2 separate regions of the Homo sapiens genome follow, and region 1 is linked to region 2. The links are chromatin contacts, found by Hi-C or POLR2A ChIA-PET in ENCODE. All regions are on one chromosome and are shown on one strand. Each heading gives the region's core, a stretch centred on a gene start or an enhancer-like site at or near the end of the contact. The rest is flanking DNA. Distances are from core to core; before and after follow the strand shown. Region 1 overlaps MTCL1 (microtubule crosslinking factor 1). Region 2 has its middle 20 kb from the start of MTCL1.

Region 1 (5,436 bases), core at 2,693-5,192, 81 kb before region 2:
TTGTTACAGCAGCCCAAGCTGACTAAGACAATATCTAATCTAATTCAATCCTGTCAAGAGTCTGGGGAGGCATATGTTATTACCACTGAGTAACAGACAAGAAAACTAAAACACAGTCAAAAGTTGGGTAATGTTTCAAGATCCCCTAAACTTGGAGATGGGCCACCAACCTGGGCCCAACCCTAAGCCTACATTCAAGGTCACAGCCCTCAGACCCTCAGAGCTACCTTCCAGGACTCTCATAGCCCAATCGCCCATATTTGGGCTGTTTTCTGGTTTCTTAGCCCCAAATTGCCAATTTTTCTCATCCAAAAAATCTTTGCCTTTCTTTAGCAAAAGAGCACAAAGGACTATTATAGGAATGGTTACAAGTTGCTACATTCGCAGGTGCTGCATGGCTATGAAATAATATTTGTTGGCACTGATGATTTCTCAAAGGATCTGAGGCTGCAGACAGCAGAATTCCTTATTTGGAAAAGTAAGACAGAAAACTATTATTAGAGGACAAATGTTATAAGTAAATGAGGGAAAGAAGAGGAAAATTACATTGAGACACTTTGGCTAAAGAAGAGTGGGGCCATGAGCCAGAGCATGGTTCAGGATTCCCAGCATCCAAGTCAAAGAGTTTGGGAAGGCCCCAAAGGCAACAGCCTGGCCAGCAAGTGGAAGGTCAGGGTCACCAGGCCACCTGGGATGGACACAGATGCCCAGCACACCCCCTAGCAAATGCCACTTTCTCCTGCACATGCAAACTCGGGAACATGACATACATTTGCTTTGCAATATGAGCTGGTTGGCTCATTTTAACCTTTGTGATATGTACCTTGAAGCCTAGTTTTTGGAAAAAACTAGGTATGTTTTGGCTAAAACATACTATCACATAGTACTCTGAACCAAACATTGCAAAATAAACTAAATCAAAGGTAATAAAGTAAAACTGTAAATTATAACTACAGTGCAAAGAAAAATTGTAACTGATGACCATGACAAAACCATAATGATGACTGCACCAAAAACAAAGTATCCTTCCCCCAAACTGCAAGAATCCCAACTCTGTGCACATCCATGCTGGCACTTAGCAATACCATGGAGCATAGTAGGAAATATGGAATCAGAATCCTACATTTGAGAAACCCCTACAGATGGGCCCTTGGGCATTTATAAAAGTTGAAAAGTCTGTAGAAACATGACATTTGCCTGTCAGACTGAATATAAGGCTGTGTCTTTTAGAAAATATTCTGTTCCTGGCCAGGCGCGCTGGCTCATGCCTGTATTCCCCGCACTTTGGGAGGCCAAGGCGGGTGGATCACCTGAGGTCAGGAGCTCGAGACCAGCCAGGCCAACATGGTGAAACCCCATCTCTACTAAAATACAAAAATTAGCTGGGCCCACGTGCTGATGCACACCTGTAATCCCAGCTACTCGGCAGGCTGAGGCAGGAGAATTGCTTGAACCTGGGAGGTGGAGGTTGCAGTGAGCCAAGATCGCGCCACTGCACTCCAGCCTGGGTGACAGAGCGAGACTCCATCTCAAAAAAAAAAAAAAAAAAAAGAGAAGAAAAGAATCTGTTCCCACCTCTGCCATTGGTCTAATGGAAGGAAATCTACCAGTCCATCAAGAGAGGCAAATTATTTCCTAGTTTCATGAAATAAAGCAAGAGAGTTAGAACTACTTTGAAAACAAAACAAAGCTGAAAAATCATACAAATAAATGATATATTAAAATGTTGCCCTCTTTTCAGAGAAAACCCATCATCAGTTTTTCAGATGCATGTAATGTGAAAAAATATTTAACTGTCAAAGAGCACATAGGAAAGTTCTGAGTTACTCCTCATACTATTTTATATTAATCTGCCAACATACCCTACAGACCCTCTGATTTGACTTTAAGTATGATTCTAATTATAGAGTACACCATTACAGTAGTAAAACTTTGTATATACAGTTGTCAAAACTCAGTGAATGTGAACTAAGATCTGTGCATTTCTGTCCACGAGTTTACTCAAAAAAGATATAAACAAAAATTTAGCTCTAGTTAACAACATGTATTTTGGAGAAAGTGAATAGGCATCTACCATTTATTTTCAAATGCACCAAAAAATACGATGGGTAAATGAATAAAAAGATGGGTAGACAGACATGTGATAAACCAAGTATAGTACAATGTTAACATACAGTGTGAATGGTGGGGATAACAGGTGTTTTCACTACAGAACTCTTTTTGCTATCTGTTTGAAAATTTTCAAAATAAAATGTTGGGAAGAAAGAAATCAGGCACATAAATTTTCATTTGCACTAAAAGTTAATATAATATTGTGTAGCCATTAAAAATCGTGATTACTAAAAAATTTTAATGACAAAATTTTTCATAAAACATTCACCTTTTAAATGTAGGATTAAAAATATATACTTAATATCATCTCAACAAGATTAAATATTTTTGTCTTGGAAATGTTTGGAAGCAAATACACTAAAACGCTAACAGGTCTTATCAATGGGGAATAGAATTATGGATGACTTTATGTTTTTGTTTATAGATTTTTTTTCCATTCCCCCAAATAGTCAAGATTAATTTTTTTTTTTTTCAAATCAGAAAGGTTCTCATTTTTTAAGGACAATGGAATTGACCTAGCGTAATGCAAACATCCCACACCTCCATTAAACCTCTGCTCCGCCTCACCTGGAAATGATGGACAAGACTGATGGACCCCGGGTACTCAAGTCAGACAGAAATGAACAGGAGATTAAACTGCAGGATTAACCCCCAGGCAGGATTAGCTCTGTGCCACTGGGGATCATCAAATACATCTTTGTGCAGAGGACAAAGTAGGGCTTAATGTATATTTGAGGACAGTAAATGAAACTCTGAAACCCTAATTGCCTTCCCAGGCTTAAGGCTTCCTATCCAAGAGACTCTTCCACTAGGGAGGCCTAATAACACCCTGTCCGACTTACTGACCCATACCTGCCTAGGATCCTTGCTATCTGGAGCCACTGCTTGGTTCCATAAATCATCTACTAAACTGTGCTGAAATATCAAAAGCATCACTGGCTAGCATTACTCCACAAAAGCTACTGATGCCCCTTGGGCAAATCTTCAGCAATTCTCATCTCCAAGCACTGGCAGCTAGGATCCCTAGCTCTAAGCCCCAGGGCACAATACTTTAAGTGATTCAAGAGGAGGGGGTAACTTTCTGCTCCATGATCTCATGATTCTTAAGGAGCAAAAACCCTCCCTCCTCCATCAGCCTCTGCCACTGTCCTGGAAACTACAGATTATTTAATTAGGCAAGAGCAGTGAAAGCTGCAGGGAGAGGCACAGGATGCAACCTGCTCCTACAACAGGACAAACCCCTGGAGGCTAGAGAGCTGCTCTGAGGCTGCGGAAGGGGCTGGCCAGCCCTGGTCTTTGAGGTGGGTCAGCCAGTGAGGGCTGGGAATGAACAAGCTTCCCCTAAAAGGCAACCTGGAAACATAAGAAAATCACCAAAGAACAATACCCAGCCCTTGGACTAAGGATGGGCATAGGGCAGAACAGAGGGAGGGAAGTCCCAGCTGCACCTGCCCACCCTCAGCTCTGTCCTGCCCAGCCCTCTCCCAGGAAGGCGGCTGGGCCAGGGCTACAGCTGGGAGCAGGCATTCAGCAGAAAAACAAAACAGCCATGGTTTCATGTGATGAAAACCAAAGAAGTCAGTTTGATTATCTCTGGTGCTGTCTGGAATGAACACACAGGCTAAGAAAGTTAACACCCTCAACTGTCAATATCTCTGCTAGTATATTATATTTATGAGACACAACATTGCAGACAATGTTGAAAAGCAGGATCAGTTGCCAGAGCTGGTGTTTTCACTGCAGCCTTTCAACAGCTAAAGCTATCGTCTGCAAGTCCCCACTGGGGCGCCCCAGGCCCCAGCCTCTGATGCAGACCAGGGCACAGAGCCTACACAGTGTCCCTGCAGCAGCCACGGCAGAGACAGCTGCTCCTTTCTCCCAGACCTCCGACAACTCATGCTTCACCTAGTGGGGAGCTCGGTGGATCAGCTCACACAACAGGCGCTACATGGAGGATGATGGAGGAGGCCTCATGAGGCATCATTCTTTGGCACACCCTGCTGAAACGCAGGCCTGGAGTGCTCATTAACCACGCCTTTCTTGTGTGCAGCATCCGCTGCGTGCTTTTAAAACACATCAATCTCATGTTTTGTCTTCTAAATGACACCAATCTATGACCAGCTTCTCACATCTGAGAAAATCCAGATGTTGTTGGATCTTTATCTGCAAGCTATAAAAATCCAGAAGACCTCCTGTGGGTACATAAGGGTGAATGTGTGCATTATTCAGACTTGTGGCAGCATTGTGTCGGGATGGCTCCTCCTGGGGCTGTCTAGATCCATTTGTGCAATCAGGCTGGACTCTAATGGTTTCTGAGTGGACAGAAGGAAAGAGGCCCAGTCAGGGAGCTCTGTTTGCTGGAAGCTCTGCCTGCTTCCTTCTTTGATGTGGCTGCTCCCTGCTGGGACAGACCTCACATCTCCCAGGAGCCCGCATGACTACTTCTGTTCTATCACTGTTCCAAGGATGAAAGTACATGTCCCGGGTCCTTCTAATGCTTCGGTTCTCGATTTTATTATTCAACAGAATCACTCCCACCCAAAAGAGAAGAGAGAAGCTTCCTTGGAGGAAGCATGGGAGGAGTGGCTTGCCCGAGTAGCTGCAGCACCCTCCTGTTGGCACTTCCATCCCTCGTGTGGTTGGGTCCACTTCTTCCCGAGGACGGGCAGTGTGAGGCACTAACCCAGGAGAAGATGGAGGTGTGCGAAGGTTAAGTGACTTGCCCAAGGACTTGTGGGGGAGGAGGCTCTTGCTCTAGGGTGCTCTGCTTGCCCATATCACAGCTGCCTCTGGCGCACACGCAACCAGGCCACCAACAGTGCAGGGACTTGGCATGGAGGTACTTTTGCTCTTTCAATCAGTCGTCTGTTCAGCCAGTCATTTCTTGCCCCTTGGGCTCACTGGGGCAGAGCGTGAGTGTGTCTCTGGCATAGTTGCCCCAGCTTTTCATCTTCCTTCTACCTCCACCCCGCTCACAGGCTGCATCAACCTTCCTAGGGCACACAGGCCTGCTGCCACGACATTTATCCTGAGGTGCAAATGTGCTTCAAAAAACTAACTGGTGTTCAGAGAAGGAGCCACTTGGAGATCAAGCAGCAAATGGCCTGCAGGTAGGCGAAGGCCAGGGGAAGAACCTTCCTTCATCCCACCGGGTATCAACTCACTTGTTCTTCTTGCCACAAGTTCAAGCTTTGAGGCAGCCCCATGGTGCCCTAGTCACATACCTACATAGGCCACTATTTTGTTTTGACTCTTCCGGGCATTTTATTTCTTCTCTTTTTATCATTGGGAGTAATTGCACCTGTCAGTGCCTCTCAGAGTTAA
Region 2 (6,292 bases), core at 2,098-4,597:
AAAAGTATCAATGTTTCCCTCCAAATATTCAACCTGAGTGTTTACTTTTATAATTTTTAAATTTAAGGACAGAATATACCACATCAGTTGCTGTTAAGTACGCTGCAAATCTCAAATGAGGGGGGAAATAGAAAAAAGACACATCCATGTTTTCACTCCTGATTTCACAATGTTCATATGACCTTTGTTGCTGTCAGACAGCTCGTGAATTCAGTGAAATATAAACATCTTGATAATGGTTAATTTGGTCGGGAACTAACTAGAAGGCCAACTTGAATGTACAAAATGCCCATTTTTTTTTTCCAATTTAAGAAATGCAGCCTTTTATGTACAGTAATAATAGGAACTAAGCAGCAGATGTTCATTGCTGATTTAGGAATTGAGACCCTGACGCCACAGTCTACAAAAGACGCTGGGCCAGAACAGTGCCGTCATAGCCAGGGTACGCAGGGCCCTTTTCATTGGGTACTGCATTTACTTAGGCCACAAGAGACGGAGTGACCCTACCTTCAAGAACAGGCTGTGAGAACAAAGAAAGACACAGAAGCTTGCCAAGGAGAGAGCTGAGCTTTGCAAGTGACCTGACCTTAAAGTTGCTGAAGCTGTTCAGAAATCTTCTTTGAAGAAATACAGCTCAGAGAAGAGTTACTAGCTCAAGGTGAGTGTGAGAAGGACATGGAGCATCTGATGACAGGGAGTGCTGGGTGTGGACAGTTACTGCGAGTGTCCAGTGGTCCAATGCTCCTGAGTAAACTCCCAACAATTATCAGAAAATTGTAAGCACTCAGAGCTCTGCTAAAGATGTGGAATGATAAACAAATGCCAACACAATAAAATCTCAGTTAAAAATATTAGTGAAATAGGCCAGGCACGGTGGCTCACATCTGTAATCCCAGCATTTTGGGAGGCCAAGGTGGGCAGATCACCTGAGGTCAGGAGTTTGAGACCAGCCTGGCCAACATGGCGAAACCCTGTCTCTACTAAAAATACAAAAAGTAGCCGGGTGTGGTGACCAAGGCCTGTAATCCCAGCTACTCCGGAGGCTGAGGCAGGAGAATCACTTGAATCCAGGAGGTGGAGATTGCAGTGAGCCGAAATAACGTCACTGCACTTTAGCCTGGGCGACAGAGCAAGACTGTCTCAAAAAAAAAAAAAATTATTGAAATACTCAGCTAAGAAGTTGAGCAGCTCTGGGGAAATAAGAGCAAATATGTTTGTTCTGGACTGTCCTGCACTGAAATCTATCAAAGGCAATGTTTAATTCATGTAGATCCATTTGTTTGTTTTATTTCTTTTTCCCAGTGAAAAGTATATTTTGATAGCAAGCTTTTCATTTTATAAGTACACTATGAGTTACCCAAAATATCATGGATTTCATTTCTTCCGAAAAACATGCAATTAAAATGCACATATAACATAATATCACTTACGTTAAAAATACCCAGTGCTCAGTTTTGAAAAATAGGCGAAAAAGTGTAGGAGAAAGCTGAAGAATGCACATTTTTAAAGCTAGTACATTTTGCTACGAATCAGAAAATTGGATGGAAACTTGAATGTGTTTGTAAAAACTGAGCATTAAAATCTTTGAGTGATTAAAAAAAAAAATGGAGACAATCTTAGTTCTGTTCCCGGTAAGCCAAGAATGACCTTCGAATGTTCTTTTCTGGGACCAGATTGACCTCAGCCGAAATCTCAACAAACCTCATTTGACTCCTCCACTCATTAGCAGAGTAAGTCTGGGCAAGTGGCAGCTCTGTGTGGCTTCCCTTACAGCATGGCAATAATAGTAATAAAATACTCACCAGAGAATTGCTGAGAGGATTAAAGGAGGTATTGCATGTAGTATTCTTCGCACATTGGAAACACGTAGCAAATTTCCCATTGATTAGCTCTGAGACCTTTGGGCATGTCATTTAACCTAACTGCGTTTCCATTCTCTCCAATTCTAAATTCTCTTTCCAAACAGCCTTCAAAGATTATAGAGAACTGTAATTAGCATATCAAGTACCAGCCTAATTCATGCCAGCTCCTGCTGTCCCTGCAATCGTGAGGCTGATATGCAAATGTCCAAGTCCCTGAATAAAGCCACCTCGCTCAACTAAGAAAACAGTGTCCCTGGTCTTGCTGACACTCTACATTTCCTTAGCAAACCTCTGTGCACTGAGAACACATAAGTACACTTCTCAGCAGCCCCGAAGGAACCAATAAGGTTGACACAATGCAGTTTGAATTTCCAGTGCTTTTCTTTGCATTCTGTGATGGGAACCGAAATGACCCTACACATGAGTAGTATCTCACCTTTCTGTAAGATGTGTGTGTTCTTTGGGAGTAAGGCAGTGGAAACTAATTCTTCTATTTGAATGGACCATTGCAACTAGCCACCATAGCCATTGAAAGCTTTTTTTTTTTTTTTTGAGATGGAATTTTGCTCTTTTACCCAGGCTGGAGTGCAATGGCGTGATCTCAGCTCACTGCAGCCTCCAACCTCCACCTCCCAGGTTCAAGTGATTCTCCTGCCTCAGCCTCCCGAGTAGCTGGGATTACAGGCAAGTGCCACCACACCCGGCTAATTTTGAATTTTTAGTAGAGACAGGGTTTCATCATGTTGGTCAGGCTGGTCTCGAACTCCTGACCCCAGGTGAGCCACCCACCTTGGCCTCCCAAAGTGCTGGGATTATAGGCGTGAGCCACCGCGCCCGGCCCATTTAAAGGTTTTTTAAACTGAAAGGGAATTTTAAGTGTCCTGAAATCACCATTAAGATGTGTATATGTGTGTGTGCGTGCGAGGCCAACGGGAATCTACAGTCAGGAAGGGCTGATTGCCTGGGTTTTAGGATCTGCTAGCCAACTCCCCTTGCCACCCAAACATCTGCACCAGCCCTAGTTAAAGCTCATTCATCCAGCAAATACATTTTGCCAAACACAGAGAACACAAAGATGACTAATCATTGCTTTGGCCCTCAAAGAGTCTCATTAAGGAGCCAGTCTAGAAGCAAGGATAACAGTATCGTGCTGCGTCGGAGGAGTTGGAGCTGCCCTGGGGCACAGAGGAAAGAGAAAGCAGTTTTCCCCTGAGGAAGACGGGAGGGGCTGGTGAGGAATGATCTAGTAAGGAGTGGCCATTTTTTTCCTTCTTAAAATGTGTGTTCCTCCAATTATGAGGGCTTCTTCCCTGCTTCTCATCCTAAAGAAAGATGCTAGCTCTTGCCATCTGTCAAGTTTTCAGGCCTCCTGTCTGGGGACAGGACATTGTCCCCGAGCTAAACGTGTCAGCAGGAGATCAGCTTGGCTAACAACTGCAAGCAAATCTGAGTCCTGCTGACTTGCTCGGGCACGTTCGCTGTGAGGAGTGCTCATGTTCACCTCCTCATTAAACTCCTTCTGGACGGGGAACCAGGCCAGCCAACAGTGTAGGGTTATCGCAGGGCCAGTGGAGCCACAGTTGGGCCTGTTGTCTGAACAAAGCTCCACAGTCCACAGTGGAAACAGTGGGAGGCTTTTCACCGGGTCACTGTCTAAGCCCCTCTCAAGGGGATCATTTATTTATTGAAGAGAGGCCACTTTGAGCCAAGAAGAATATGGAAAACTGGCATGTGGATATGTCCCCACAGGATTAACAAAAATTGCGTGCTGGGTTCTGGACAGAAATATACTTATAATCAGCATCAGGCAGGCTGCACTCCGGCCCACTGCCTTATTGCTGAAAGTCATGAAGCCGTAGACCCTGACCCATAGGTCTCCCTATTGTTTCTGAGATTTCTGACACAGGGTCAGAAGACTGTGTGAGAATTAATTTGCCTCCCCATTGTTCTTATAGACATGATCGCTGACATTAGAAGCATGAGGACTTTGTTTAACTTAAGATGTTTTTCAGACCCTGAGTTCCAGCACCCAGTTTGAAGACCCCACAGAGGAAGGGATCAGCCTGAAAACACAGCTACTTCCTCTCCCTGTCCGACGACTTCACCCTGCACTATCCCACCAACGAGCTCCATGTCTTGGCCCACTCCAAACCCTTAAAAACCCTGGCCCCAAACTCCTTGGGGAGGTGGATTTGAGGTTCCCTCCCATCTCCTTGTTCAGTGACCCTATGATTCAACCTCTTTCTCTGCTGCAACCTGGTGGTCTTAGCGGATTGACGTGCTGTGTGCATCGCGCAAGGAGCCTGTTCTGGTTACACCCTTCACTCCTGTACAACCCAACCCAAGCTCAGTCTTTAGAGGAATCCAACAAGCACTATGTGAGCTTCAGTGTCCCGAGTACAGAGGTTCTTAAATGTCATGCATGTCAGCATCACCTGGATCTCACACTGTGGGGTCCCACCTACAGAGTTTCCTATTCAGTTGTTCGATCGTGACCAGAGAATTTGCGTTTCTAGCAAGTTCCCAGGTAAGACCACTGCTGAGGAGAACATTGAGACATCTGCTGCCTCAGAGCTTGCCTCATTGTCCTTGCCTGAGAAAACTTTCAGACAATTTGTATATGAGATTAGTACAATCTTATATTCAAAGGAAAAGGCCCCTGTTAGAATAATACAATTTGTGGCTGGGCGTGGTGGCTCATGCCTGTAATCTCGGCACTTTGGGAGGCTGAGACGGGTGGATCAACTGAGGTCAGGAGTTCAAGACCAGCCTGGGCAACATGGTGAAACCCCATCTCTACTAAAAATACAAAAATTAGCCGGGAGTGGTGGTGGGTACCTGTAATCCCAGCTACTTGGGAGGCTGAGGCAGGAGAATCACTTGAACCTGGGAGGCAGAGGTTGCAGTGAGGCGAGATCGTGCCATTGCACTCCAGCCTGGGTGACAGAGCAAGACTCCATCTCAAAAAAAAAGAAAAAAAAAAAAGAATAATACAGTTTTCTCTTGGCAGGGACATTTTACAGGGAAAAAAAAAAGGTGGTTATCAGATGGTCATCAAGGGGCCAGATACAACCTGAAAAGGATGTTTGATTAAAGGTCACCTTTGTCTTGCTTGACTGGGTGAGTGAGAAACAGGTTTCCCAGAACAAGTCTTAACCCCATTAAAGTTTAATATTAAATTGCCTTAATTTTTCAAAATCAAAAATGTTGATTTCTTGTGATGAAGTCTTGCATGGTAAAAGAAAAATGAAAAAAAAAATTTAAATTAAAAAAAGTCAGTTTCTTCCCAGAAGTTTGGGGATTACATCACATAAAATTAGGTTCTGTCCCTAGATTAGATTTGGGACATACACTTTTCACTTTTTTACACCTAGAACACAAGCCCACTTGAGTCAACATTAAGTAAAAGATGGTTTTACTAAGGATATAACAGTTACTCCCTCAGGCCTCTGAGAAATGAAACAGCGTGCAGCCACATCATGCTGGAAAATCAGAGACCTCTGTCTTCTCTGCACTGTGGAGTTCCTTGTGTCTGCTTGTCTCCCCAAGCGATGTAGCCTGGCCCACTCGTGGCTTCTCTCGCCTTCTGTAATTTCTCTGCACATGGCTTTGGTCTACTGCAATAATAGCTCAAGCTATGACCACATATGACACTGCAGCTCTGTTGCCTGTAGCACATCAGCTCCTTTTCTCAGGACCTGTGTTCCAAAGCTCCTGAGAGAGAAAATCCAACTGACCCAGCCTGGGTCAGGTGTCTGCCCCCAGCCCAACTGGTGGAGGAGAGGGTGGGAGTGGATGGGAAGCAATGACAGCTGTGTGTCCGTCGGCCTTTGTCTTACTGTCTTATGTAGGACCATGTGTAAGACACCAGACACATTGTAAGACAGACAGTGGACACCAGGCGGAGGTTGCAGTGAGCCGAGATCACACCACTGCACTCCAACGTGGGCGACAGAGCGAGACTCTGTCTCAAAAAAAAAAAAAAAATTAGTTTCTTCTTCACCTCTTTCTTCTCCCATCAGGAGTTTAGGAAATCAAGTCGCGGGTTCTGGTCCACCGTGTCTAGTGGGATAGCACAGTCTGCCAAGGATGCTCTTCTGAATGGAGAGGCTGCACAGCCAGCACAGTCTCTGCCCCACAGAGCAGGTGGGACCTCAGGGCTGTGAGCCCAGGACACCAGGGAGTAGTGACACACTTCTCCTTCTTCACACTCCTCAGAAGTGTAACCATTTGGTCAAAGATTTTCTTTCTTACAGAAAAAGTGGCAGAAAAATTGCAGATGCGTAAAATTGCACCTTGATCTCAAGGGTCTAAACCACCCCATTAACTGTAATCCAAATGCTTGAATATGTGGATTTATTCACTTCAGGGAGATTTCTTTCCTTTCCTCCTGTCCCCTCTACTTTCTTCCCCTCTTTACTTCTGGTTTT

The links. A loop is a pair of places that touch in the nucleus more often than their neighbours do. ChIA-PET counts read pairs that join two places held with the same protein, here RNA polymerase II (POLR2A). Pooled maps may share reads with other maps.
Region 1: a loop to region 2 is called in a map of endothelial cell of hepatic sinusoid, with 2.9 times the contacts of the local background. The contact joins two enhancer-like sites. A Hi-C loop is called at or near these places in 4 of 168 maps with a recorded cell type or tissue (CD4-positive, alpha-beta memory T cell, Panc1, endothelial cell of hepatic sinusoid and 1 more) and 5 of 50 pooled maps. POLR2A ChIA-PET finds 5 or more read pairs at or near these places in 5 of 52 experiments (A549, BJ, CD8-positive, alpha-beta memory T cell and 2 more).

The regions. Positions count from the first base shown.
Region 1 is chr18:8,764,905-8,770,340 of GRCh38, reverse strand. The region is part of intron 3 of MTCL1 (microtubule crosslinking factor 1); the gene reads right to left. Among named protein-coding and RNA genes, the nearest start is that of GACAT2, 60 kb to the right of the region's middle. RefSeq lists enhancers at 3,057-3,654, 3,655-4,254. Within about 2 kb of position 3,942, at least 2 of the 41 ENCODE cell types and tissues checked have a DNase peak (open chromatin) inside an H3K27ac peak, as active enhancers do.
Region 2 is chr18:8,682,531-8,688,822 of GRCh38, reverse strand. It overlaps the pseudogene TOMM20P3. Among named protein-coding and RNA genes, the nearest start is that of MTCL1, 20 kb to the left of the region's middle. Within about 2 kb of position 3,347, at least 3 of the 41 ENCODE cell types and tissues checked have a DNase peak (open chromatin) inside an H3K27ac peak, as active enhancers do.